Regions from separate parts of the Homo sapiens genome. Here all the other regions are linked to region 1. A link is a loop called in an ENCODE intact Hi-C map of the cell type or tissue named here. Cell type or tissue: heart right ventricle. All regions are shown on one strand. Region 1 overlaps CFAP61 (cilia and flagella associated protein 61). Region 2 overlaps RALGAPA2 (Ral GTPase activating protein catalytic subunit alpha 2). Region 3 overlaps CFAP61 (cilia and flagella associated protein 61). Region 4 overlaps CFAP61 (cilia and flagella associated protein 61). Region 5 overlaps RALGAPA2 (Ral GTPase activating protein catalytic subunit alpha 2). Region 6 overlaps CFAP61 (cilia and flagella associated protein 61). Region 7 overlaps RALGAPA2 (Ral GTPase activating protein catalytic subunit alpha 2).

Region 1 (4,000 bases):
TATTTTTTGACATCCGTTTCAACGATAGTTACTTGCACTGATAGTTAATGGTGAAGAACACAATTCGTAAGACACTGAACCAGTGAAGGGTTTGGGGATGTAATTATCCTTCAGCCATTTGGCTAGTGACACATTCAAAACCAATGAATTAACACTGTAATCCCCTGTCCTGTTTCTTTGATTTACCCATGTGGAAAATTATGCTGTAATCTGCCCATCTACTTAGACAGTAATTAGTGAAGTTACTGTTCTGTACTTTTCATACTATCTGAAATAAAGCATAGCTACTTCTGGACACACCTCTAAAATCTACAGTGGGCTTAATTAATCATCCATGGTGGATTTGAGATGTGTTCAGATTTAGAAACTACTGGCATGCTCTTTTTCTGGGGGAAAACCTGTCTTTTTCAAGTCCTCCTGGGGCTGGGAGGAGACTTGGCCAAGGAAAGGATTATGTGCTTTCAAACAATGTTGTGAAATAACTGGTTTCCTTAGTGGAGTATTGCTTCTTTGTTGATAACAATGGTTGATTAAATTGGCTCAACCTTGTTGCTTTTTAAAATAGATGAAAAATCTCTAATCATCAGGGAAATGCAAATTAAACCACAGTGAGATACTACTACCTTACTCCTGCAAGGATGGCCATAATTTAAAAGTCAAAAAACAGCAGATGTTGGCATGGATGTGGTGAAAAAGAACACTTTTACGCTGCTGGTGGGAATGTAAACTAGTACAACCACTATGGAAAACAGTGTGGAGATTCCTTAAAGAACTAAAAGTAGAGCTACCACTCAATCCAGCAATCCCACTACTGGGAATCTACACAAAGGAAAATAAGTTATTATATGAAAAAGATACATGTATACACACGTTTATAGCAGCACAATTTACAATTGCAAGGATATGGAACCAACCTAAGTGCCCATCGACCAATGAGTGGTTAAAGGAAATGTGATATTCATACACCGTGGAATACTACTCAGCCATAAAAATGAACAAAATAATGTCTTTTGTTGCACCTTGGATGAAGCTGGAGGCCATTATTCTAAGTGAAGTAACTCAGGAATGGAAAACCAAATACCGTATGTTCTCACTTGTAAGTGGGAGCTAAGCTATGAGGACACAAAGGCATACAGAGTGACATAGTGGACCGTGGGGGCTGGGGAGGGGGAGGTTCGGAGGGGGTGAGGAATAAAATCCAACCTATTGGGTACAGTGTACACTGCTCAGGTGATGGGTGCACTAAAATCTCAGAATTCACTACTAAGGAACTCATCCATTTGACTAAAAACCACCTGTATTCCCAAAACTATTGAAATTAAAAGAAATAAAATAGATGAAAAAAACATTCTTTAAGATTTAAGATGGGTGGTTTGTAATTACAAACTTTTAACTCTTAAGGCAATCATTTTAATGAAACATTTGATAGTCCCATGTCATGCTTTTTAGAAATCCACTTAAACTTGACTTCTGAGCAATTTCATATGAATAATTATGAATATCCTAAAGCATTCCAAAAGAAGGGATAGGGCAATTACAGATTTCCCCCAACAATCTTCATGAATAAGACTGGTAAGTGACCACCAAGTCTATGGTGGAGCCAAGTCCAGCTGGAGCCATACTAGCCCAGGATGGACGTTTAGATCAGATGTGCTTTGAAAAGCACATGACAAATTTGAGCTTAAAACCCTTCATAATTTTTAAAATCATGACATTTTCCAAGGACTAGAAGCTAAATGACTCCAAAACCCATTTGGAAGTTCTACAGTGGAATACTATATGGAGTTTAGAAATGATAGATTTGATTTTCTTAAAGAAGACCACTAGAGGTCACAAGAGATCTTGAAAAGAAAAAGGGTGCTTGGTTTTGCATACCTGAAGTGAAAGAAAAATCTAGTTGACGCCGATCTTAGGTTCTCCTACCCCATGTTGAGATGGTGTTCATGGTAAAAAGTTGGCTTAACTAGAACACACTGCATTCTCTATCACTACCACTAAATTAGATTTTCTATGACTTGTTTTCTTAATTCACTGGTTTCTTAAAATACACACACACACAGGTTTGAAGAAATATATTTATGGTGTTTGAAGTGACAACATTCAGTTGTACATTTTACAACTGTACATTTTAAAGTCCAGCTTTAAATACAAATCCTCTCTGGATATGGAGAATATCATCAGACAGGAATGAGGAGGCTGTGCCAGGATTCTGGATGCGGAGGTGGCCTGCTGCTGCTGCTGCTGCTGCTGCTGCTGCTGCTGCTGTCACTCCAGTCCTTAAGTGTGAGTTTTCCATCTGTGCATTTGCAGTGGTTTCTGTGCTGGCAGGGAAGTGATGCACACCTCTCAGACTCGAGGGAAGCAGGCCTGCAGGTTTTCCTCTGGGGCCGTAATCATGTAGTGCAGCAGCCAGGCTGTGGAGGTGATGAAGCAATGTCAGGATCTGCGTGTCACCCAGAGACCCATCAGGCTGCGAGGGAGAGTTCTGCATGTTCTGGATGTCGCGGTGCTCCTAGCAAGCTCAGCTAACCGACTGGTGGAAGTGCTGAGGGAGTTTGTCCTCACTTCTCCCCACCTTCCAGGAAGCCAGTGAGAGCTACCGGCTCATTTCTAGCTGTGGACTTAGAAGACACCCATTTCCCAAGTAGGGTGTCCTGAAAGGGGGTTGATTTCCTTAAGGTGTGTGTTCAACTCCATTTCACATGGCACAGTTTTCAGAGTCTGATGGAAATCTGGGTGTCTGAGAGATTGATAAGTGTTTATGAGGTGGACCTTTTGTTTCCTCCAGGGAAGTTAAAATAAAATATTGTATAATTGATGACGTTAACAAGCACATTGCTGCCCCCTCCAAGACACATTCAGAATGGAAGATATAAAGTAACTTTGCTTTTCGCTCAGAGAATTGTACTATTTCCGTTGCACTCTGTGCTGATCTATAAACTCCGCATCTTCATCGCCACTGGAACACTGTGCGGCCTGTCAGTGCCAGGGCATGTGACGCTGCGGTGCCAAATTCACAGTGGCTCTCCTTGCATCCTGACTTTGACAGGCAGCGCTCATTGCCTCAGAACAGTCACGTTGAAACATTTGACTGCATGAGTTGTTTTCCATAGCTGGGGTGTTTTGTTTCTGTGGGGCTGGACTTTGTCATATGCCATTTGAGACTATGTGAGGCTGATGTCATACTTTATCATTAGCACTCGGGCTGATGCAAGATCATAAATTATCAATTACCCCAAGGAATGCATTTAGCAGAACAAGTTCCTCTTTATCCATTTTGGGAAAGGGCTTAAGAGAGAGCCTCTTCAGAACTCCAAGATTTGGATGTTTTTCTATTTTTCCCAGAAGAATTCGTGTTGAGGTATGATTATGGATAACTTTGTTAACGGGCTGCTGAGGTTCATGAGCAGGCCTAGGGCTCTGGGTCTTTCGGAACCTTTATTCCTGATGTTTATAGCTACAGAGTAATATTTCTGTGTCCATCGTATATTTAAAAGCCTATGGTGCACAGTTGATTGTGTGTGATTGCTGTCTTCATTCACTTAAATGATTAGGTTATTGAATTATTTTTCCATTATTTAAAATGTCTGTTAATAAATATTGATGCAACCTTTTATTTTTGGCAAAACGTTTGAAAATGGATTTGTTGACTACTCTCTCCTAGAATTTTTTACAAATTATTCTTAGCCAATATCATCAAGGACTCTTTTTTACAGAGAAAAGCCACCACCTCTTATTAGCAATGCCCTTTTGGCAGGTTAAGTGGGGAAGTGAGTTGTTCCTGGAATGTTCTAGGCTTTTTCTGCCAAGGTTCTGAGGGCTCACGTGGAGAACAAACACTTGCTAAGGACTTAGTGTGCCCCAGAGAGCAGGCTTTAGTGCGTCATCTGTGTCTTGCAGCTATTCTTGTCCCTACCTGTTTTTTGTACATGAGAAAACCAAGTCTTAGCATTGAAGTGACTTTGCCAGTTTCTTTTTTTTTTTTCTTTCAAATTTTATT
Region 2 (4,000 bases), 480 kb after region 1:
GCTGTTATGATCCAAATATGTTACTTCAGGGCAGAACAACAAACACTTCTGCATTGGAGAGAGGCCTCATGCTTTTTTGGTGCATTATAAAACACAATATTATAGATGAAAATGACAAAGACCCACATTTCCCAAAATGTCTATATGCATATTTGCAACAATAATTTTACATTAATGTAGGCTTTGCATTTAAAAGAGAATTTAACTTTGATGTATAACAGACAAATTACATTAAGACATTAAATCTGTAAGTCATTGTTAAAAAATAGCTCACTTATTTTAAGCAAAGAAAACCTTCCAGTCTCTGATACATGTTCTTACAAACATGAAAATAAAATTCCTTTCCTCAACTGTCCTTTTCCATTTCACACATATTGATCTTTCCATCTGTTTTAAATAATCATGAAATTAATAAAAACTGTTTTTAATAAATCCAAATCATAGGTTCTTTCATGTCAAACTATTTTGGGGAATTCTGATGTGAAAAAGCTGCTTAAGTGTTAGGAAAAACTGAGAACAACAAGAAACAGCTTTAGAAGAGAAACTGAAGGATGATGAAGAACTGAGAAGGCAACTGTGGAAAGGTCTTTCCAGGTTGGGGCAGGGTAGTTTAATAAGGAGGATTCTGAAGTGGAGTAGGACCAAGGGCAGAGCCCAGGCAAAATAAAACGGAAGGGAGAAACAACATCAAGGCTGTTGGACCAATACGCTTGCTGTGAATCAATAAAAGAAAACATACCTGGTGGAATAAGCCAAGCCTGTATGTGAATTCTAACAGGCTTTTTAGCCTGTGGCACTGGGCAAAAGTTTTAGATATTTTTTTGAAGTTTCATTATTTATAAAATGGGCCTCAGGGGCCTGGGTACTATGGCTCACACCTGTAATCCCAGCATTTTGGGAGGCCAAGACGGGAGGACTGCTTGAGCCCAGTGAGCTATGATTGTGTCACTGCGCTCCAGCCTGGGCAATGGAGCGATACCCCATCTCTAAAAAAAAAAGCAATAATAAAATAAAATAAAATAAAATAAAATAAAATAAAATAAAATAAAATAAAATAAAATAAAATAGGCCATGGTATTTATTGAATTGAATTGCAGAGAAGATTCAATAGTACAACATCATGCAGTCCCCAGCACAGAGTCCAGCACTGTGAGTGCTGAAGAAATAAATACTCCTAAGCACCATCACCAGCCCACCCTCAGACACAAAGCAGCTGAGCAGAGGGAAGCGTACTGGGAGACTCCTTCACAGGCAGGCCGGGTAGCCCTGAAAGTCACGCCAAATTTTCTTCATAATTTATAGTTATTTTGGAACTGTTTATAATCCTAATTATTTTGTAAACCACTAACATCAATTTTTAAAAAAAATTCATTGTCAAGGAAAAAATAAAGCCATTTCAAACCATGTTTTCGATCACACCAATCAACCACGAACCCATGTTACATATGTACCGGGGGAAATACTACTTGATAAATTCATTGTGTTAGTATTACATAAGTTATTAGGATAACCAAAACTGGTTAAAAATACTAAAAACAGTTGCTTTGGAATGCACTACATTTTTCTGGCTGTTTGGTATATGTATTATTATTTTTTAAGATACAAATGGTCATGTCTGTTTACATAATAAATTTGCTATCATATTAGATGAAACTATAACTTTCCAGGATTGCCAGAGAACACAACTCATGAGACATCTACTTTACAAATTGTTTTTTAAACTAAAAAATGTCTTCAATTACTATGAACATCATTATGTTTGAAAATACTTTTTAGCATCTTATAACTTATTTAATTCAACACTTTATTGGTCACTACTGACATAATTTTGATACCTTCAGATTTAAGAAAGAACTTCATGAAACAACCAAGCCATACAAAGCATAATGTTCAAAGGCCCATGAACCACAAAGCTGCGTCGTGCAGACAAGTGTGCCACCCAGAGGCAAAAGGAAGAAACCCACCTTGGATTTTATTTGTGAGACAAAACTGATAATGTTCAATTTTAAACAATTATTTATGATTATTTATTTAAAAACACAGGACATCTTTCATAAGGTTCTCTCTGCATAAATAAATCCTTTTGCTGCTAGGATACATAAAAGTGTGGCCCTTTGAGAATTCTCACAAAATAGAAAGAAGCCCTGAGATGGTACCAGTCACAGGTACATAGTTTGTTAATTAAAAAATTGAATTTAACTGTATTCTCTACCATAAATGCTTTCTTTTCTTTTTATAATTAATATAACATGTGTTTCCAGAATTACATAAGTTCTGAAACAACCACTATGATCTATTTAGACGTGTGGATCAAAAGTTAAACTAATTACCAGAGACATTTCTTAACTTAAATGAAAAAAAGTTTCTTTCATTAGGTCTTCTGCGTAATTTTCATCTGGCAAAGGAATAAAGTTTACTTAGAGTAATTCTGTTTGGCAGACAGTCAGCGCTTCTAAAATATATAACAATAATTGTTAAGGTTAAAGAAAACAGTCAACTCTATTAAACTCACATAAAAATTCAAGCTTCTAACTAAGCCTAAATAATAGGCTGATTTTAAATAGAGATTTATGATATCCTCATTTCATCTTAGAAGTCTGAATGTTGGGATTACTGTTAGCATTGGACCATCTTTTAAGATTTATGTATTCCACTATGAACTATAAAAGATATTGAGCCTTAACTTAATTAAAAACATAACATGCATTAAGATGTAAAAACAATTTTAAGCACAAAATTTGGAAATTCTTTTGTCTATACTATAAAATTGTATTTCTTGAAAATGATTTATAAAATAATTTTTTTCAGGTTCTCAAATGTTATATAATATACTCTTATTTCATCTCATTTTACTGTTTCATTTCCACATCAACACATCTTAAAATAGAAAGACAATTCTAAACTCATTTATGTGACTTTCTAAAAAATTCATTCTAAGGAACATTGTTTACTGCTAACTTACTTGTTTTTATAAAATGAGAAGGATCTATAGTTGATTATTATTTCCAAGTAAATTTTTTTTCCTGCAAAATATTAGCATAAGGCTTCTTTAAAGTAGGGTATTGTTAAGTAAACCTTCCTCTTTTGTTTCTTTCACTGAAGGAGTTCATTATTATCTGAGAGTTAATTGTCTTTTCTATACCCCATAATCCTCCACATACCCTGAGTTGCATCATTCTGTAAAAGATGCTTCCACTTGCAATGATGCCTGTAAAATATTTGAGCAGGGAGTACAAACAATTCTACTTTGTGTTCCTATTTCTACATTTATCTAGGAAATAAATGAGATTATGGGACTAAGCCAGCCTGCTACATGGATGTCCTCTATACACTGCTAAAATCACAATGAATATGACAGACTACTCACTAGGACAGTATGGTTATTATTTCATATAAGAGTTCAATGATTTTTAAAGCTCAAAGTAAGTATTGGGAAATACATACTGCAAACTATTTAAATTCAAGTACATTCTAAAGCAACAAAAAAAGTTTGCTTATCAGGAGAATAACTTCTTACATGTACCCTGAGGTATCAAAAGGTCTGTGTGTCTGCATCATACCTTCAACGAATACAAAAAATGCAGAAAGGACAGTTACTTGATAGTTAATAAATGATTCAAGTTCATTAATAAGTATTTACAATTTAAAGGGTAAATCTCAAACACTCCCTATACCTCTATATTGGTTAAGAAAACCTAGTAATAAAATGAAATGTCTTAAAATTTATTGAATCTTTTCTATTCCTTTCTTTCCATCCCCAATGCTACCGGCTTAGTTCTTATCATTTTTTTAAAATCTGTATTAAACACTTCCTAATTGTTCTCCATCTACAGGCCAATCTCTGATTCTATCCTACTATCACATTTTCAAATCCATCTTCCAAATGCAGTCCAGAATCTCTGTGAAGCATAAATCAATCACATCACTTGCCTGCTTGATATCCCAAATCAAGTCAAGAATCCATGTGTCCCTATCCGTAATCTCCCTCAACTGGCAGAAG
Region 3 (4,000 bases), 130 kb after region 1:
TCCAGCTTGTGAAAGTATAACCAGTGCTACATGTGATTGTAACTCCCCTTGAAACCACCGTTGCTATTTCTCAAAACGGGAGGGGAAAAGCAAGCCAGTGGGCTCAGAACATGAATTTAGAATTTCAGGAATCCAAATTTTGGAAAAGGTGAAATATTTTACCTCCATGGCAGTTGGCCTCCCAGGAATTCCCAGGGAGGACACTGTATCTGTTTAAGAAAAAAAAAAAAATGACAAAGTAACCCATTTTGAAGGCTCTACTCAACAGATGTGTAGAGTATAGAAATCTATGTATTATTAAATAATTCTTTTTAATATGCTCAAGAATAAGCAATTTGTAAGCCTGTTTACGTTCTCACCATCTGGGTGCATTCTGTCACCCATCTGTTTCATGTAATTATGTAATTATCAATATAAGGAAAGAATAGGTGATATAATTAACAAGAAAAACTGATCCACACTGAAGAGTAAAAATGACATGCATCTGTTGAATAGCTTTTTGTTTCTCTCCCCTTCGTTGTTAACTGTTTTTTCACACCCTTCAGGAGAGCTGTTTTCGCCATGGTGTGCAATCTCTCTCTCTCTCTCTCTCCACCCCCTCCCCGCCCCCTCATATGAAGGCAGAGTGTTTCATCAGGTATTATGGAAGCGACACAACTTTGAAAGAAATGAGCAAAGGCTTCTTGGAGTTATTCATTGATTCTTTACCTCTGTGAGGGCCCTGATAGTCACTTCCAGAAGATGTAAGGTAGCAGCTAGAACCCTAGGAAATATTTGAATTAATTAGTGACAGATGGAAGGACAGGGCAGTGTGGGGCCCTCTCAGGATACTGGACAGAGAAGCTGTTTGAGAAAAATTCCCATACTCGGTGCTTTTGTTTTGATATCCAGGCTCAGGCAATCTGTGTTGTTCCATAACAGTACCACCATCCCAGTGGATTGTGTTCGTTTCCACATAATCCCACTTAAGTTAGTCGCTGGAGTAGCTCCTTTGTGTAACAGAGCTTTGTGTATGTGGGCACACAGATGGAATTCAGGCAACTTCCTCACCCTGCAAACAGAAATGGCAGGAGAATGGTCACCCCCTCCTCAGTCTGACCAGGCCAGGCTCCAAAATTCTCCCTCCATGACTTGGAACGAGCAATACGTATGTATTCAGGGAGGGGCATCGCAGTGATCTCTTAGTTTCTGTGACCCCCCACCCCAAGCCCTTCTGTTGAGTCCTAAATTCAGTTCTCCAAAGATGAACACTGTCCACAGGGATTCTCCCCAACAATGGAGGAAGCCATCCCTGAAGATGCATGGTCTTGACAAAACCTTGAATTTCAACCCCAAGTCACACAAAGAAGACTCACAGCCCCCTGGACCGCTGTAAACAGCAGTCACTATTAGAGATGAAGGCCTAAAATCTCAACACTTCTTTCCACTGATGGAAAATTTGGGAGCAGGGCTCCCCTCCTGGCCTCCTCAGTATTCTGCAGACATCCTGCCCTCTGTCCCAACAGGGATCTTGCCTGCAGAGCGCTGCACCTGCTTCCTGTTTAGGGCGCAGGGCAGGCAGAAGGAGAGTGGAGAGAGAGAAGCATCCACAGGGAGCAGACTCATAAAACTACAGGGGCTTTCTAAGCAATAGCTCTCACCAAGGAATTAAACCCCACTCAGACACTGACAGAGAAATCTCTTATTCAGTCACTTCTTAACTTTTTTTTCTTCAAACAGTGCCACTCACTTACTCTAGGGCTCACTCTGTTTCCTCTTGCTTGGTGATCATTTTGCATGTTGAGATTGTGTTGTTTTGGAGACGCGTGCTCATCTTGGCATCTCGTGACAGAGCCTCTTGATGGCACAGTCTCCGTCCAGGCTTGGCTTCTGGTTCACCTCCCACACGGGAAGCCTCATGTCAAAGCAGCCACTGGCTTCTCTGCCTTCATTGTTCCATGTCCAGCAAGCAAATAAATAATTAGTTCCCACGCAGGTTTCTCTTTGTTTCTTTGAGTCAAAAATTATTCTTTGATAAGTCCTCCATAAAGCCTTCCTCTAATCCTCCACGAAACCTTCCTCTAATCTATCTGTATTTTGAATTGTTATTGCTAAGGATTTTGTTCTTAAAACAACGGATACCCATAGAACAAGCATATTGGAGAAATCACTGGCATGCCATGGGGAGAGTATTTGGAAGGAATAAGTAGTAGGGACAAACATGGCTGGGATACTCAGGGGATTTTGTTGGTTTTGACTTTATGTTTCCTTAAATCCAAAGTTAAAATAGTTTAATTGCAATCATCACTGACTAATCCATTAAGGATTTTAAAGAAAATAATACCACGTGACTCCTAAAGACCCTTTTGTTTGCCATTTCTAGTTTTGAAAGGTTTTAACCATGATTTCTTTTTCAAGAAACATTTCAATTGTATTTTTTAGTATTTAACCAAAGAACATAGAGTGATTCTTCCTCAAGAGGAAATTATTATAGAAGACCTATTTATATATATATATATCATATTCAACTAAAAATAAAAATAAAAAAACTTCATATTCTGTACTGAACCACATTAAAAATCATTAAGGCTTAGACTATATGGTTTTCATTTAACCCTCAAAAGTGGCATTAATTTTTCAAGTGGTAACTGTTGCTTAAGATGCTATTGTGCCTGTTTGATAAATGTTTAATGATTTGGTAGTACATGCATGGCTTAAAATCCATTATTTATTGCACCTTTGCTTGCCTGGCAAAGGTGACGATTTTATAGCCCCAGCAGTCATGCAAACACATTTATACCAAACCGATGACTGATAATAAATTTCCTTACTGTAAATGTCAGTGGGTTTCATGTGTTGCTGCCATTACATCTTGTTTGGAAGCTGAATGCTACACAGTTATGGGAGGCGCCAGATGGTGTCATTAACACGAACACTGGGACTGTTTACCGCTGACGTGCGTGTGAGAAATTAAAAGTACGTGACCTATCTTTACACTGACGTGTGATGTCAGTGGTGAACGGGTGTTAATTACAGTGCAATATGCTTGCCTAGTCCCTTCCATCCCACTCAGAGGGGTTTTAGGGAATTTTTTGAAAATAGTTTGTGTTTGAATATACACAGAGTGAGCAAAAGGGAGAATTTCCCGAGGACTCCTGTTTGGTTTTGTATTTGGAGTCTCAGACACCCTGCAAGTCACAGCTGTCATCACATAGGTGTCACTCTCATGAGCAGCAACCCACATCCCTGCCAGGACTTCTGGGCATGGGGAAGCCTTTTGTGCTGATTAATTACAGCAGTATTGTTATTGCTGTTTGCTTGGTTGGGGGTTTTATTTTTATTTTCGTAACTACTTCAGATATTTTGAATACTGTTTTGGAAAAGTTTCCATTGAGAGCATGGAATTAACATTTTTTTAAACTGCTGTCAAAATCATCAGGAATTGATTCAAAGAATGAGAAGAAAAACAGTGGAAATTTTCTATACCAATTTTTTTTTTTTCATGGGATGGGATCTTCATTTCCTAAGAATTAGCGGTAAAGACTTAGATCTTTATTTTCCCTGATCTGATGTGAAGTATCTGAGTGACTGAAATTAGCCTTGTGTGTTTTATTAAAATGTTTCTCTAACTTGTGTTCAGCAGTGGCCACTCCCATTTATTGTATTTCAGCTTCCTTCCTGTTGACGTTTCTGCTTAGCTCTCTTTTCATTTCTATTTAAAAAGAAGGTGGATTTGTTTTATTCCTCCCTCCAAGTCCTTCACTTGAACCAAGAGGCTATTCCATTGAATCTGACCAAATTCCTTTGAACTTTGTAGCCTTAGCATACTCTGTAGGAATTTTCAGAAAGGCTTATTCTTTCAAAACAATCATTGTGCATTGCTTTTACAAAAGCCCAGCGAGCCTTTTGGTGTACAGAATTTTCAAGTCATGTGAAAGAGAATACAAACCATTGTTTGCATTGAGATGAAAGAGATATGCTTAATTTCTTCAGACTAAGTCAGAGATACAATTGGATGTCA
Region 4 (4,000 bases), 150 kb after region 1:
GCAGGGACACACTCGGCCAATGCCACCAGGCCGATGTGGTGTTTACCCTTCCTGCACCATCCTCCCATCCCCACTTTTCTCATGGGCAGCCTCACTCCCAAAAAAGCAAAGGCATCATACACCCTCAGCTGTGCACCCTTTCCCACTTCCTCAGCTCTGCACCTGCCAGCCACTTTATTTCCTCCCTGCGGAGGGAGGATTAGGGCCATAATTCTTTTATCTTGGCGCACATAAAATGATGCACAAGAGGATTGAGGGAATAAGGACATATCAAACTGCCCCCCAACTTACAGCATTTGATGTTGGGTGGAAATTTGGAAGGGAAGCCCAGAAACAGCCCCGCCTGAAAACACAGGCATGAGGGCCCTCCAGTAGAGGTGACAGGTGGTCCTCGTTGCTGGGGAGTGGGAAGACCGTGAGCCTCTGTGTGAGACCCAGAGCAGGCAAAGCCATCTATGCAGCAGATGGCTTCTGGAGACCAGGTTTCTCTCTAAGTGTACTTCTCTGAAGATAATGCCTTTCAAACAGATAATCCAACACTTACCAGTATAGTAAGACATAGGCTTGAAAAAAATGGTTTGAATTCTCCTTTTTATTTTAAGAACTTGTGGTGGAGGAAAATGTTGTGAATCACCTTTTGAGATTTTAGGGTTAATATTAAGTAACTGTTTCTATAAGCAACAGATTGCAAAAGTTCCAGGCTCTACAATTCTGCACATCACAGCCACTTGGATAGGGATGGGGAGGGTTGTACAAATACAGTGTCCTGGGACCCTGTTCCTGGAGTTACAATTCAGTAGGCCTGGGGTGGGTTTCAGGAATATGTACAGTATTTTTAATAGAATCCCCAGGTAATTCCAACATGCAGGTGGGTTTAGGAGCCATTTTTATAGACATTTGCTCAAAATTGGCAGTCTCATCTATAAGGAAACCTATTTCCCCCTGTAATTGCTCATTGTAACTAACTCATTTTTATGGGCTTGTTTTCCAAACCACATTTTCTAATTCTTAGTGAATCATATAACTTCTAAGTCACATCATTACTTTGGGGCTTACCAGGCCTAATTTTTAAGTTATTATTAACATTATATAGCTGAACCCATATTCATAGTATTAACATGCTAAATTGGACCTAGCAGAAAGCATTTCACGAAGTCTCATGCTTAAACTATCACCATTAAGAAGGAAGGCCCAAGAAAAAACCTGCCCATGTGGTGTTATTAAAGCCTTGCTAATAGCCAGCATTTGCCCAAAACACAAAGCTCTTCTTCATCCTCCCCAACCAGAAGTGATCCCACTGGATTTTGAATTCCCATAATGTTCCATGATTCCATCCTTAAGGAACAAATTGATTTGTGTCTTGTATTTTGCCATCTCTCATGTGCAAGGGCTTTCTGGCTTGTCTTTGATAGCTACCATCTTGGTATTTACATCTGGTATGTGCTCAGTATATATAAACATATGCTTAAAGTATAAATGTATAATGTTTTTACTTCCTAGACATAGATAAAAACATCATTAATCATTTCCCCTAAATTATAAAGGAAAGCTCAATTTCATTTTCATCTGTTTTGCCAGAACTCCCAAATTTTATTCTTATCTTTTCAATTGACATTTCAAGAATGGCATGCATTTTCATTTTTTCAGTAAGGATTTATGTGTTTATTTTGTGATACATAAGTTTTTTATCTGAGATCCTGAACTTCTACCTAGCCCCTTATCCTGGCCACCATGCCCCTCCCCTGCCAGGTCCCCGAGGACTCCAGAGAGCACCCAGGGCCCTCCAGGCAGACACTTCTACCTTAGTGTCGGGTCCAGGGTTGAGTCACACCCAGACTCAGGGTACCTTACGAGACTTGCTCCTTGCCCCGTTTCTCCAGGTCGCATCCTCATTCCTACAGGAGCTCCAGGACCAGGGAGCTCTGAGCCACCCAAGGTGGAGCTGGGCAAGATGGCACCCAAGAGAAGAGAGAAGTAGGGTCAGGGAGAGAGCTTGTAACCTCTGTCTCACCCCACGAACTGCCCACTCCCTTCTAGATGTGTTCAGAATCCTCCATCCCACACCTCCTCTGTGGATCTCTCTCTTCGGTCTCCCCCTGGAGGTCAGAGTGTGTCATGACCAACAACTTTGTGGCCATGGATGCAGCTGCCGTTTAATTTTTACTAACAACAAAAATGGATTGAGTACTATTAACACACTCGAACAAATACCCCATAACTCCTTAATATCATCTAATACCAGTCCGTGCTCAGTTTTCCCAGTGGTCTTAAAATTGTTCTTTTACAGTTAGTTGGTTTGGATAAGGATGCAAACCAGGTCCAACTACTGCATTTGGTTAATGTGCCCCTGAAATCTCTTTAATACTTAACAGTTTCCTGCACCTTCCCCGTTTTCTGAAATTCATTTTCTTGTTAGGTTCTTGCATGTTAGAGAATTTAAGATGAAATAATACAATGTGTGGTGTTTACTCCAACCACTACAGTGTTGGTGAGTATTTTCAAAGCAGCACAATATTAGTCATTGCTAAGCTTTTTTCACCTCGTGTATATTTAAAATCCTCCAAAATAAAAATTTTTTTAAAATAAACAAATTAAATTAATGGCTCAGGACCTTGTCCAAAAGTCTCTTATGATTTAAACAGAAAAAAATATTGCTAAAGAAAGTTAAATTTTTTTCAGGGAAAAACTGGTAGATTCTCTTACTCTGCTGTGTACTTAACAATAAATATTTTGTGTGGATTTGTTTTGCCTCTGATATTGGAAGTTCACAGAGCTCCCAACTTCTAAACTCCACCTATAGTATTTTATGGCATGTGTTGTTGTTAAGACTGAATTAAATCTGAGTTATTTTTTAACTAGTAGAATATGTAGATAGGTTAAATATCTATCACGAGCTAGGATTTATTTTCATTGGCAAATATTTTTGTCACTGTTTTGAACCATTCAGAAAGCAGAGGTTTTAGTAAATTAAATTGAAACATTTAGATCGATGTGGGATAATAATTTTTTCTCTACATTATCTATTTGTTCAAATAACAGCATTAATTAAAGCAGTTAATTAAATCACTTGCTTTGGTTGCGTTTGCTATGCCTGCACCCTGCAGACACGCACAGCACACACAAAATCAGCTAGAAAATAACTAGCGATCGCCTAGCAGGCCGACATGTATCTACTGCCCAGAAGGGTAAGCACCATGAAAAGTTTTATGTTTCTTTTATCATGTTCACAATAAATGGGCAATGTGACCCTCTTTATTTGAAGGATAAGGATGTTTAGACCTAATTTTGTAGCTGTCCTCCTGAAGCATGGAATGAAACACAATACCTTTTACTTATTTCCCTGGATACCCTAATCCCTCCCTGCTTTACAAGTATCTTTGAGCTGTTCCTCCCTTTGTATCCACAGCAACGTGAAATCCCCACTGGAATTATTTGCTGTGAAAATGCAGGTGCCCTTGTTTAATGTTTCATTGGCTTGAGCACTTAACTTGAAACTTTTTTTTTTTTTCATGATATGGTGACCTTTGATTTTGGAGCTGAGGGCTCACGGTGATGTTAGATATTGTTTATATACATTAAGCCAACACCATTAGATCTGAGCTTTATCTGTGGTTCTGCTGTTCCTGCCATTTCATCAAATGCATGCCCAAATGCAAGCTGTACTCCGTGACCCACTGTTCTATTTGAAGGAACTTTTTGAATATTCATAGGCAATCAAATTAAAAATCAGTCTATTAGACTTATGTATTATAAACTTCATGACTTTAGACCAATACTCTTACATAGTTATAGATTTAAGAAATTAAATATTTAGACACTGCTAAATCGGATTATAGAGAGAACCATCACAGCAAAAATATGAGGTTGGAGAAAGAAATGAAAATGCTGGTGATATTTTCATATAAAGTCATGAAAGGGCAGGGAACCTTCTCTGAATAGCAAGGAGGTTGATGTTACAAAGAATGTCGGGGAAGTTTGCTTAGGCCCAGCCAGAAGGACC
Region 5 (4,000 bases), 490 kb after region 1:
TAAGACATGACATAACAGTTCCTGGAGACCCTGTGATGGGTTTTATAGATCAGGGGAGAGGAAGAGGGAGACCCTTGAGCAGGATGGGTGGGAAACAGTGCCATGGAAATGGGTGGCCAGGGAAGCCTCAATGCTGGAGTAACATCTGCGGTGGTTGTTGTTAGGTCAGGTTCATGGGGGTGAAATGTGCATACAAGAAATTTCCATCCCTTTCAGGTTTAAGGAGTTTTAAGGAATGTATACGTTCATGCAACTGTTGCCATAAACTGCCACCATAATTGAAATATGGAGGATCTCATCACTCCAAAAAGTGCCCCTTCATAATTGGTCCCCTTCCTCTATTCTCAGCCTCTTGCAACTACTGCTTTGTTCTCTGTTCCTATAGTTTTGCCTTTTCCAGAATGTCACATGAATGAAATTCTACAGTTTGTAGCCTGTCTGGTTTCTTTCACTCAGCAAAATGCATTTGAGATTCATCTGTACAGTTGTGGGTATCAGTTGTCTCTTCTTATTACTGATTAATATTCTATTTTACAGATGTGTCATAGTTTATCCATTCACCTGTAGATATTTAGATTTGTTCCTGTTTTTTGGCAATTATGAATACAGTTGCTATAAACATTCATGTACAAGCTTTTGTGTTAACATGTTTACATTTCTCTTAAGTAAATATCTAGGAGTGAGATTCCTGGGTCCGGTCATAAGTGTATGCTTAATAAACATTAAACTGAAGAAAGAAACTGTCAAACTGTTGTCCAAAGTGCTGTTACGGTTTGCACTCCTGCAAGCAAAGTATGAGAGAGTTCCACTTGTTCTACATCCTTGCTAGAACTTGATACTGTTGGTTTTTAAAATTTTAACCATTCTTATAGGCATGCAGCAGTATCTCACTGAGGTTTTCATTTGCAGTTCTCCAGTGACTAAAGATTTTAAGCATGCAGTGATATGTGACTCGAACTTGAAGACAATGTGCAAATGGGCTGTGCAGCTCTGTGGGGAAGAGTCAGTTAGGGAGAAGAGCTAGAGCAAAGGCTGTGAGATAGGAGTGTGCTAACAAGTTCAAGGCATAGAATGTCTTTGTAATATATATTTAATTATGAAATATGAAACTGTGCATTGAAACAAATAGTTAATGAAGAATTTAATGATTTACATGTATATCTAATTTTACCGATTAAGTTATAGAATTTTGTTCTTTGGATACCTGTTGCTTTAGTATGAGTAAAGGCTAGAAGACTGATTTGAGTACGTCTCCAGCTTCCTAAAATAAGCCTTTGAATTTTTAGAGTAAACAGAAAAGCAGCCAAAGACACACAGGCACCACTTAAAGAATGATGTATTATAACAAAAAAATTTATTTCATAGTATGTATGTAATAATCAACAGAGGCAAGCATTTTAACTGCACATTGTATTTTCTCACTCTTCATCCTTTTGACTTCATTGCAGCATTTAACGCTTCTTCTCAGGCCCTTTTTAGACAATTCTATCTCTATTTGCTTCCATGACCAAGCACATTCCTCTAATCTCTCGCAGCTCAGTTTTTAAATTCTGGATTCCACATCTCCAACCTGCAGCCTTTGCACAAAGTTCAGTCTCTGTTCTCATGTGTCATAGCCTCAGCCCCCATGTGTTCTATCCCTCTTCTCCACTGGCATGGTGCTTGAGTAGGCCACCAAAGACTTCCATGTTGTTTAATGTAGTGCTCAATGTCCAGTCCTCAGCAGCATTTGATTCAGGTAATCATGTCTCCTTTCTGAAATGCTTCAACCATTTGACCCCCAGGTATGACTCTCACCTGGTCTTCTTTTGCTGGTGCTTCTTCATCTCACAGACTGTGGACACTGAAGAGCCCTGGAGCTTTTGTCTTCTCTATCTATACTCATGCCCCTCTTAATCTCATACAGATTTACTGCCAGACATATTTGAATGCCATCCATATACTCACAGCTCTACATGCCCATTTCTGGCCTAGATTTCTTTCCTCAAGTTTAAACTCATTTCTCCAACAACATATTTGACAGCTCTACATGCTCAGGACTGAACTGAAGCAGAAACCATAAGCAGGCATGGTCTTTGGTCAGTTTCACTGTGTTCCTGAAGAACCTCAGATATATGTATGTTGAGTTTGTTTTTTTTTTTTTTCCTGGAATTCAAAAGACTCTCTTCCTGCTCAAAGAGTATGAAAACTCTCCTTTAATCCCTCTGTTTTCAAGACAGCATCTCTGCACTCAGACGTGTTGGTGACTCCAAGCCAGAACCCGCCTAATTTACTTTCACCATTTTCTAGGGTGAAAAAGCAGTGGCCAGTGGCAACAGAGCTCTAACTAGTTCTTAAACAGACTTACAGTCTTCCTGTTTTTAGCCCCATCATCACCTCCTACTTTTGTAGCTACCTGGTATGGGAAATTTTCTAACCCTTTTAGAGAACCCGCATTAATTTAAGTCAGGTTGTTTCTTGGCTTCCCCTATTACTGACACAGGATTTAATATTCTCAGGTCTGCCAATTAATTTACCACAGGCCACCTGTTCTGCAACTTCAAGAAGTTGGTTGCTACTGTCTTTCTCCTGCCATCTTTGTCCTTGTGGATTTATGTCTTATTTAATATAAATCCTTTCAATGTGGCTTAAGTACGGTTTGGAGAATAAGTGGGGCTATTTGTGTTTGTTCACTCTACTGTCTTTAATAATATGCATTATTATAATTTATGTCTTTGTTACTCATTTCTCTTGCTTATTTTTAAAAGCCACTTATTTTATAATTTTTGTTGTTGGCTTTAATGCATTTATATTTGGTAATTTTTTCCTGAATTAGTCTTTTTAAAATAAAATTTATTTTTTAAGAACAATTTTGGATTTATAAAAAATTGTGACAATAATATAGTTTCCATATACTCCGTATCTAATTTCTCCACTATTAACATCTTATATTCGAATGGAATATTTATTACAACAAACCAATACTAAAAGATTATTATAAAGTCTACACTTCATTGAGATTTCCTTAGTTTTTAGGTAATTCTTTTTTCTGTTCCAGGATCTCATCCAGGATATCACATAACAAATAGCTGTCATGTCTCCATAGCCTCCTTTTGACTGTGAGTTTTCTTAAAACTTTGTTTTTGATGACCTTCATGGTTTTTAAGGAGTACTGGCTTTATAGATTGTTCCTCAATTGGAATCTATTGGATATCTTTCTCATAGGCTTTTCTTTTGCATTCCTGGAATGAACTTCTCTTAGCCCTGATGTATGATATTTTTCCAACATTCTTCAATCTCATTTATTATTGCTTTATTTAGAATTTTTTGCTTATATGTTTATAAGTGAGATGGTCTCTAATTATGTTTTTTTCATACTGACCTTGTGTGGTTTGTTTCAAGGTAACATAAGGTAGATAACAGAAGTGAGTTTCTCTTTCTACGGAATGGGATGAAAAAGGTAAAGTTTCTCTTTTACATGAAGGTTTAGTAAAGCTAGAAATTATCCTTTATTTTTATAGATCTATTTGAATAGCATACTGTATTATTTTAAAAATTTATATTGGTTTCGTAGTTGTTCCCTTTTCACCTCCAACATTTTTTCTTGATCAGTCTTGCCTGTTTGTCTATTTTTATTAGTGTTTTCAAAGAACAATTTTTAGTTGTCTTCTAACTATTATTTGCTTTCTAGTACATGCATGTATGCTCTCAGCTTTATTAGTTCCTTTTTTATTAACATGTATGTTATTCTGTTATTCTTTTCCTAATTTTTGAATAGAACACATTGTGTTAATTTATTAACATAATTATTCCCAAAGTTCTCTTCTTCACCCCATACAAATAAAGCCGGACTGATTTCTAGGCAATTATCAGTCCCCACTGAGTGTCATCTCGAGTGTATATGTTGTTGGCATTTTTAAGGCCTAATCAAAGAAACTGAAGCACAATCTCTGGATCTGAGGAACTCAAGTAGAGGAATGACAAGGGCAACAAAAGGCAAGAAAAAAATGAAACTGAAAAG
Region 6 (4,000 bases), 54 kb after region 1:
TAGGTTTGGGACGTTCTCTGTTACTATCCCCTTGAATAAACTTGTATCCCTATCTCTTTCTCCACCTCTTCTTTAAGGGCAATAACTCTTAGATTTTTCCCTTTGAGGCTATTTTCTAGACCCTGTAAGCATGCTTCATTCTTTTTTATTCTTTTTTCTTTTGTCTCCTCTGACTGTTAACTTTAAAATAGCCTGTTTTCAAGCTCACTAATTCTTTCTTTTGCTTAGTCAATTCTGCTATTAAGAGACTGATACATTTTTCATTATGTCAGTTGCATTTTTCAACTCCAGAATTTCTGCATTATTTTTAAAATTATTTCAAATTATTTGTTAAGTTTATCTGATAGGATTCGAATTCCTTCTCCATGCTATCTAGAATTTCTTTGAGTTTTCCTCAAATCAGCTATTTTGAATTCTCCATCTGAAAGGTCCTACATCTCTGTCTCTCTGGGATTGGTCCCTGGTGCCTTATTTAGTTAGTCTGGCGAAGTCATGTTTTTCTGGTTGGATCTGATGCATGTGGATGTTTGTCAGTGTCTGGGCACTGAAGAGTTAGATATTTATTGTAGTCTTTGCAATCTGGACTTGTTTGTACTTTTCCTTCTTGGGAAGGCTTTCCAGGTATTCAAAGGAACTTGGATGTTGTGAACTAAGTTTTTGGTCACTGCATCTATATCTGCATTAGGTGGGTACACAGAGCCCAGTAACATTTTGGTTCTTGCAGACTTGTAGAGGTGCCACCTTGGTGGTCTTGGATAAGATCCAGAAGAATACTCTGGATTACCAGGCAGAGACTCTTATTCTCTTCCTTTACTTTCTGTCAAACAAATGAAGTCTCTCTCTCTGTGTTGAGCCACCTGAAGCTGGGGGAGGGGTGACACAAAGCACCCTTGTGGCCACCACCACTGTGACTGCAAAGGGTCAAACCTTAAGGCAGCACAGCCATGGGTCTTGCCCAAGGCCCACTGTAACCACTACCTACATTCTCTCAAGGCCCTAGGGCTCTGCAATCAGCAGGTGATGAAGCCATCCAGGCCTATGTCCTTCCCTTAAGGGCAACAAGTTCCCCTGGCCCTACAGAGGTCCAGAGATGCTGTCTGGGAGCCAGAGCCAGGAGTAGGAAACCTTAGAAATCTATCTGGTGCTCTGTTCTACTGCAGCTGGCCTGACTGTGACAGCACTAGGCAAAGTACTTTCCGCTCTTCCCTCCGTTTTTCCCATGCAAAGGAGTCTCTCCCCATGTCCACCACCACCACAGGCCCACAGGGAGTACTACCAGGGTACTACTGATGTTCACTAAAGGCCCAAGGGCTCTTCTGTCAGCTTGTGGTGAATGCTTTCAGGCCTGGGACTCATCCTTCAGGGCAGTGGGCTCTTCCACTGGCCTATAGTAGGTCCAGAGATGCCATTCAAGAGCCAAAGCCTGGAACTGGGGACCCTAAGAGCCTGTTTGGTGCTCTTCCCCACTGTGGCCAAGCTGACACCTAAGCTCAAGACAAAGTCCCCTTTACTCTTTCCTCTGCTTTTCTGAAGCAGAAGTGGTCTCTTCTCGTAGCCACTACAGCTGAGAATGTGCCGGTCACACCTGAAGTCAGCACAGCTCTTAGTCTCACCCAAGGCCCATGGCGAGTACTACCTGGCTACTGCTGCTGATTATTCAGGGCCCAGGGGCTCTTTAGTCACCACATGATGAATCCTACTAGGACTGGGTCCTTCATGTCAAGGCAGCAGCTTCCCTTCCAGTCCAGGGTGTGTCTAGGAATGTCATCCAGGAGCCAGGGCCTGGAATAGGGACCTTGTGACTCTGCCAGGTGCCCTATCCAACTGTGGCTGAGCTGGGATCCAAGTTACAAGACAAAGTCCTCTTCACTCCCCTCTCCTCTTTTCAAGTGGAAGGAAGGAGTCGGAGTCTCTTTTGGAGCTGTGAGATGCGGTGCCTGGGATTAGGGGAGGGGTAACGCAAGCACTCTTTTAGCAGATCCAGCTGGTGTTTTACTAGCTCGCATGTCCCCTAAGTCCGGTAGCTCAGTCCTCGTGGCCTAGACAGCCTTTCAAGTTTATTTAGGACCCCAGAGCACTTTTGCCTGTGGTGGCACGGCTTGCCAGAACTCAGGTTCCAACCAGCAGGATGGGTGATTCCCATCTGGCTAGGGCTGATGCAAATGCTCCCTCTTGGGGTGCCAGCTGAGTTCTGCCTGGTGTTGACAGCACTGCATTCCATTGCAAAGTCCCACAGTCACTGCACTTTCTCTCCCCAAGTGTACAGATTTTCCACGCCACGTGGCTACTGCCAGGGGAATGGGGAAAGGTTAGTGTTGGCAATTCAAGACTGTCTTTCCTGCCCTCTTCAGTGCCTCTTTCAGTGATATGAAGTTAAAACCAGATAGTGTGATCACTCCCCTGATTTTTGGTTCTTATGAAGGTGCTTTGTTGTGTACATAATTGTTAAATTTTGTGTTCCTGTGGGGAGGATGATTGGTGGAAGCTTCTATTTGATCATTTTGCTTCACTTCCTCTAGCACTATTTATTGTACAGTTTGTTCTTTCCCCCTAACTTGAAATGCCATCTTCATCATATATCAACATTTCATAACTGTCTGTGTCTATTTCTGGCCTTCATTCTGTTCTATTCTTGCCCCAGTAACTCTCTGTTTTAATAACTATGTCTTTATAATGTCTTAATATTCAGTTGGGAATTTGGCTCTCTTTTTGTTCATCTTTCTTAAATTTTTGTTTACTGTTTCTCCATATTTGCTCTTTTAGAATCAATTTATTTCATCACACAAAAATTAAGATTTTTGATGGATATTTAAAATAAATGTAAAAAGCACAAAATTATATTATTATTTATTCCTGAAGCCCTCAACATGTATTATTTTGCACTCCGTATGTATTATTCCTATTAGATAAAGAGCGGGGTAGATCCAGAGTCTTGTGGGACCTAAAGTCTGACCCATTCAAGAGCCCTTTTTAAGGAGAGTAATGCAAAATGATGAATGTGGCATTAGATGCTGTGCCTTGGCGGAGCCTGTGCTGGGAAGATGCCTGAACCTCTAAGCTTTATTAGCTTCATGGTAAACCCGCTTCAGATAAGCAGTCTCACTTAGAGAGAAAGTCCTGACAAATTGTGCCTTTACTCCCACTAGAGTAAACCAATAGTTCATGACTTCTAAACTACTTAGATGGTATAAGCCATAAAATAACAATTAAATCGCGCAGCTTCAGTTGTATTTTTAGTCATGTGTTACACAATACCACTGCCTCAGCTTTCCCCAGGATAGCACCTCTTATTTGAGGATCTCAGGGGACATTATGAACATTAAGTAATTAAACCTCGCAAGACCCCAGAGACACTGGAGAGAGAGATCCAGCTTCACCTTGCCCAGTTCTGAAATGCAGTCACCTCTAGGGATGAACGTGGCAGCTGCTTAGTAATAAACTGCAACACCTCACGACAGTTTAGTCAAGCAATTAGTCTTTGTAGTTGGTAACTGTCTCATGAACATTAGACCATTGACAGTTAAGTCACCAGGATTATTAGTTTACTGAAAATCTAATCCAGTCTTTAAGACTTTTTACTTTTTTGTAATATTTTCCTAATTATAAAAGAAGCATGCACAGTGAATGTCTACTTTTAGTTGCATTTTTTGTAGTTCTTCAAACTTAAAATAGGAAAGAAATATCTTTGTAATACATTAAAATAGGTAGTTACTGATAATGAGGTTTTTTTAATTCACAAGTTTTCTGCTGATCAAAAGTAATCAATGATAGTAAAAGTTGGAAGAGTGGATACCTTTGAGAGGAGTATTGACTGGACGGGGAGATGAGGGGAACCTCTGGGTGCTGGAAATTTTTTTTTTTTTTTTTTTTTTTTAGTGCTGTCTTGTTGCATTTTTTAAAAAATTTTTTATTTTTTATTTTATTATTATTATACTTTAAGTTTTAGGGTACATGTGCACAATGTGCAGGTTTGTTACATATGTATACATATGCCATGCTG
Region 7 (4,000 bases), 510 kb after region 1:
GAATTATTCTCTAAAGTACAGAATGATCCACAGGTATTTGTAGAAAACCAATATATATGAGACATAAAATAGAAAACCATAGCTGGGTAGGGACCACAGGATAATCTCAGTATTATTACAAGCTATATTCCCCTATAGAATGAGTTCCCCCCAGCTCATTTCTAAACTGCACAGTACACTTTAATCTCTAAAGACCACCCAAGGCACTGGAATTATCACCCCACCCTCTCTTTCTAGAGTCACAGCTTCAGGGTTGCACCACCTTTTACGTAGGTTGTTTTAATAGCCTGCAAACTAATCACTAATCACTGTCCCTCTCTTCTTACCACCTTCATATTTATCCTCTCCATGGTCCATCTAAAATAAAGATCTGGCTGTGCCACTCCTCTTAAAACCCACCAAAGCCCTCTCTTGTTAGAGATTCGTCAAACATCCTAGTCAGGGTGAACACAGGCTTTCCTTGATCTCACGGGACATACTGATCCCCTTGCAAGGTACTCTAGCTCACTTTAGTCTCCAGTAGTACTAACCCAGTTGGCACCTGCTACTCTGTTCTTCCTGCTGTTCACTCCCCTATGCTAAACTCACACCTGCTCCCTCATCCCTCCTTACCATGCTGCCCTGGGAATATCCCCTACAGGACCTGCTCCCTGGCCCTGCATGCAAGCCCCATTGCTCTGTTTCTCACTAGATTCCACACTCACTGACGTAGTCATGAAACTTTACATCCACATAACTAGAATATTTTCCACAAATTTTAATTTGCTCATTACTACTACTAAGAAGAGGATAATCAAAACTCAGCCTGTATTATCTTAACTGGCTGGGTCACCTGGTTTGTCACCTGAAATGGAAACTCACTGTCAATGGGCCACCCTCTGTATAATCCTTTAATCTGAGTCATAAGGCAAACTGATGGCTCACCTTAAGCAAGAAGTATGTTGGAAGATTCTACATTTAATACAGAGGATTTCAACAAAAGGTTGCTATTTTTTCTATCCAAATGAAAATGCATTTTATAGTGTGCTGATATGGTTACAAGACCTCAAAACTATGAAATTTGTGTGATCCTTCACTTACAAAAATTTATCAATTTACTTTTTTTTTTTGCTCTGTTGCCAGGTTGGAGTGCAGTGGTGTGATCACAGCTCACTGCACACTCGACCCCCCTGGCTCAACTGATTCTCACACCTCACCCTCCTGAGTACCTGGGAGTTCTGGTGCACACCACTATACCCAAAAAATTTTTGTCTTTTCACAGAGATGGGGTTTTGCCATGTTGCCTAGGCTGGTCTCAAGTAGTCCGCCCACCTCGGCCTTCCAAAGTGCTGGGATTGCAGGCGTGGGCCATGGTGCCCAGCCCACAGTCTAACTTCAGATGCTGGTGGGAAACTGTTTGGAGTACAAGCAAAGATAGGCCAAGGTAGCAAGAAAAGACAGCTATGTTAAAGCCTCATGTTTCCCAGGTTGTCTTTGCCTTCCTCTTCTTTTGAACAGCCAAGAACTGTTCATTTTTCTACAGAGAAACACAAAGCATATGTGCACATTTTTAATCTACTTACACATCCCAAAGTACAGACTACGTCCTTCTCACAGATCTATTTCTAGTCTCTTCAGCCTTCAGCAACAGAAGCCAAATAACACCATAGGGCCAGCCCTTCCGGCTGTCTTCTCTAATTGTTTATTCTAATTATGCAAGATGTTGAAACCTTCTGGGAACAGTTTATATTTGTTAATGAATCTACTGGTTAATCCAGTATCAGAAGGGGGAGCCCAAGAGCTTCCTAACTTTCTAAACTATAATTGGCAAATGCCATTTTTTATGGATAGTGGGAAGAGTTAGTCTCTGAAGCCTGATGCCAAAAACAGATAGATGTTGGTTTCTGGGCTATGAGCAGGAGCAAATAAGAGCTGAGCCAACACTGGCAGCATCTTCCTAAAGATAAAGAACATCGCCATCTGGTGGGATGCAATATAGCCACAGCACCATTGCTTCCAAATTAGAGCGTCCCCACTGGTCCTCAACACAGCAGACGGACGGAGAGCCTGCCACCACCAGCTGGTCTGCCTTCCCAACAGGCTGGCCTAATGCAGCTTTTAAGGCTTTGTTTTTATAAAGCTGTCAGGAGGGACGTATCAGATGGAGAAAGTCCAAGCCTTCAGGAATAGCGGTCAGTAGCAGGGCAGGAGCACTCGTGATTTAGTGGGAAGGAAGGGGAGAGCCACGATGCTTAAGTGTGCTGTTGGGTTGTAGGTGCCCTGAGCTACCTACTCCTGTAGTTGACTATCAATTGAGATGGTGTGAAAAGAGAATTTTCAATTCTCCTTATCCCACAATTTAAATCCAATTTCCTGATTTGTAACAGTATATTTATTGGGATTTTCTCATATTTTATATTAAATACATGTTTTGTATAAATGAATACATGAATGACAGAAACAATTTCTTTATACTATTTTTCCTTTTTAAATAGTTCTTGGGCTCCCTCTGCTGGCATTTTATTTAAGAAAGAGCAATTTATGTTAAATCTGCTCTCATTCTGTGGGGTTAGCTGTTAGCAGTTGCTCTTTCATAACGAATGAAAATCATTTTAATAGTGATATGCAAATACCAAAAGACAGGATTATCTGATATTTAAAATGGAGAAAGAATTATATCAGTTACAATAAAATTATATAATACATCCTAGATCTATTGCATTTTCTATTTTGAATATCACACAATTTGTTTAAATCACTTCAAAGAGCTAAATTCTATCTTAGATTCACCAAATAATGTACTCTCTCTAAAGCCTAGTTAGTTCCAACTACCCAGATTTTAAAAGCACTAACTTTCTCGTCTCTTGACAGTGTAAGTTACACAATACCATTACTAAACTATTACTTTCTTTTTTTTTTTTTTTTTTGAGATGGAGTCTCGCTCTGTCGGCCAGGCTGGAGCACAATGGCGTGATCTTGACTCACTGCAAGCTCCACCTCCCAAGTTCATGGCATTCTCCTGCCTCAGCCTCCCAAGCAGCTGGGACTACAGGCACACAACTGGCTAGTTTTTTGTATTTTTAGTAAAGATGGGGTTTCACCGTGTTAGCCAGGGTGGTCTCGATCTCCTGACCTCATGATCCACCCGCCTTGGCCTCCCAAAGTATTGGGATTACAAAGTGAGCCACTGCGCCCGGCCTAAACTATTACTTTCTAAAGCTCCATTCGAAACACCGAAAAATGATCAAATAAGGATTACTTAATTTCATTTTTTTCCACTGAGAAAAGGCAGTGTGATCAAATTAAGTGTGTAAGCTCTTCAGTAACTTCTATTTTTTTTTCCAGATCTCTATTTTTCACAGCAATTTCACTCACTTTTTAAGTCTTCCTTACTCAGTCTTACATTTAGTAAGTGGAGTGAGGCTCATTCTTCAATAACCAAAATTCTGAGTTCCATTTATCCCTTATACAAGGTTGCATAAGCAAAATAAATAGTATAATTTCCTAATTTTTAAAACACCTTGCATGATACCAATCTGATCCTATAAAAAGCATAGGAAATGCATATCAGCTCAGCATCTTGAGGTTTCCCACAAGATCAAACTTCCCAAGGGTAAATCAGACCAGGTCCTGACAAAAAAGCACTTCCTAGAAGCACACAAACCAGATGCAGAAGCAGCGAGGCAAGGTTTGCCATACCATTCCAATATGCTTTTTTAGAATAAGGGGAGATTGTTGATCCTCTCATTACTACTATTACAATATTCCTAAAAGAAAAATAAAATCTACTATCTGTAAGTGCTACAGATTGATAAATGTTTTAACCTAAAAAGCAGTTAAAATTGTAGAACAGACCGGACGTGGTGGCTCACACCTGTAATTCCAGCACTTTGGGAGGCCGAGGTGGGTAGATCACAAGCTCAGGAATTCAAGACCAGCCTGGTCAACATGGTGAAACCCTATCTCTACTAAAAATACAAAAACTTAGCTGTGCATGGCATGCCTGTAATCCTGGCTACTC

The links. A loop is a pair of places that touch in the nucleus more often than their neighbours do. Peaks named below come from ENCODE experiments on the same cell type or tissue, not always from the same donor. Only the 100,000 strongest peaks of a DNase experiment are listed, where the experiment ranks them.
Region 2: a loop joins it to region 1, with 14 times the contacts of the local background. A loop is called at or near these places in 60 of 110 quality-filtered maps.
Region 3: a loop joins it to region 1, with 15 times the contacts of the local background. A loop is called at or near these places in 14 of 110 quality-filtered maps.
Region 4: it touches region 1 in a loop (13-fold over the local background); 86 of 110 quality-filtered maps call a loop at or near these places.
Region 5: a loop joins it to region 1, with 3 times the contacts of the local background. A loop is called at or near these places in 60 of 110 quality-filtered maps.
Region 6: a loop joins it to region 1, with 14 times the contacts of the local background. A loop is called at or near these places in 16 of 110 quality-filtered maps.
Region 7: it touches region 1 in a loop (8-fold over the local background); 35 of 110 quality-filtered maps call a loop at or near these places.

What each region holds. Positions count from the first base shown.
Region 1 is chr20:20,082,176-20,086,175 of GRCh38, forward strand. The region is part of intron 6 of CFAP61 (cilia and flagella associated protein 61); the gene reads left to right. Among named protein-coding and RNA genes, the nearest start is that of CFAP61, 32 kb to the left of the region's middle. In heart right ventricle, a CTCF peak has its summit at 1,833 (motif pointing right); DNase peaks (open chromatin) are centred at 2,412, 3,016 and 3,844; H3K4me3 peaks cover 858 bases; H3K27ac peaks cover 2,086 bases.
Region 2 is chr20:20,566,855-20,570,854 of GRCh38, forward strand. The region is part of intron 23 of RALGAPA2 (Ral GTPase activating protein catalytic subunit alpha 2); the gene reads right to left. Among named protein-coding and RNA genes, the nearest start is that of RALGAPA2, 140 kb to the right of the region's middle. In heart right ventricle, a CTCF peak has its summit at 1,956 (motif pointing left); no DNase peak of the experiment used is centred here.
Region 3 is chr20:20,213,328-20,217,327 of GRCh38, forward strand. All of the region lies in intron 17 of CFAP61 (cilia and flagella associated protein 61), which reads left to right. Among named protein-coding and RNA genes, the nearest start is that of CFAP61-AS1, 53 kb to the right of the region's middle. In heart right ventricle, no CTCF peak of the experiment used is centred here; DNase peaks (open chromatin) are centred at 1,857, 2,920 and 3,211; H3K4me3 peaks cover 716 bases; H3K27ac peaks cover 3,107 bases.
Region 4 is chr20:20,235,463-20,239,462 of GRCh38, forward strand. All of the region lies in intron 18 of CFAP61 (cilia and flagella associated protein 61), which reads left to right. Among named protein-coding and RNA genes, the nearest start is that of CFAP61-AS1, 30 kb to the right of the region's middle. In heart right ventricle, CTCF peaks have their summits at 2,095 (motif pointing left) and 2,294; a DNase peak (open chromatin) is centred at 2,094.
Region 5 is chr20:20,573,276-20,577,275 of GRCh38, forward strand. The region is part of intron 20 of RALGAPA2 (Ral GTPase activating protein catalytic subunit alpha 2); the gene reads right to left. Among named protein-coding and RNA genes, the nearest start is that of RALGAPA2, 140 kb to the right of the region's middle. In heart right ventricle, no CTCF peak of the experiment used is centred here; no DNase peak of the experiment used is centred here.
Region 6 is chr20:20,136,279-20,140,278 of GRCh38, forward strand. The region is part of intron 8 of CFAP61 (cilia and flagella associated protein 61); the gene reads left to right. Among named protein-coding and RNA genes, the nearest start is that of CFAP61, 86 kb to the left of the region's middle. In heart right ventricle, no CTCF peak of the experiment used is centred here; a DNase peak (open chromatin) is centred at 2,186; H3K27ac peaks cover 2,586 bases.
Region 7 is chr20:20,591,841-20,595,840 of GRCh38, forward strand. All of the region lies in intron 16 of RALGAPA2 (Ral GTPase activating protein catalytic subunit alpha 2), which reads right to left. Among named protein-coding and RNA genes, the nearest start is that of RALGAPA2, 120 kb to the right of the region's middle. In heart right ventricle, CTCF peaks have their summits at 1,872 and 2,515 (motif pointing left); a DNase peak (open chromatin) is centred at 1,995.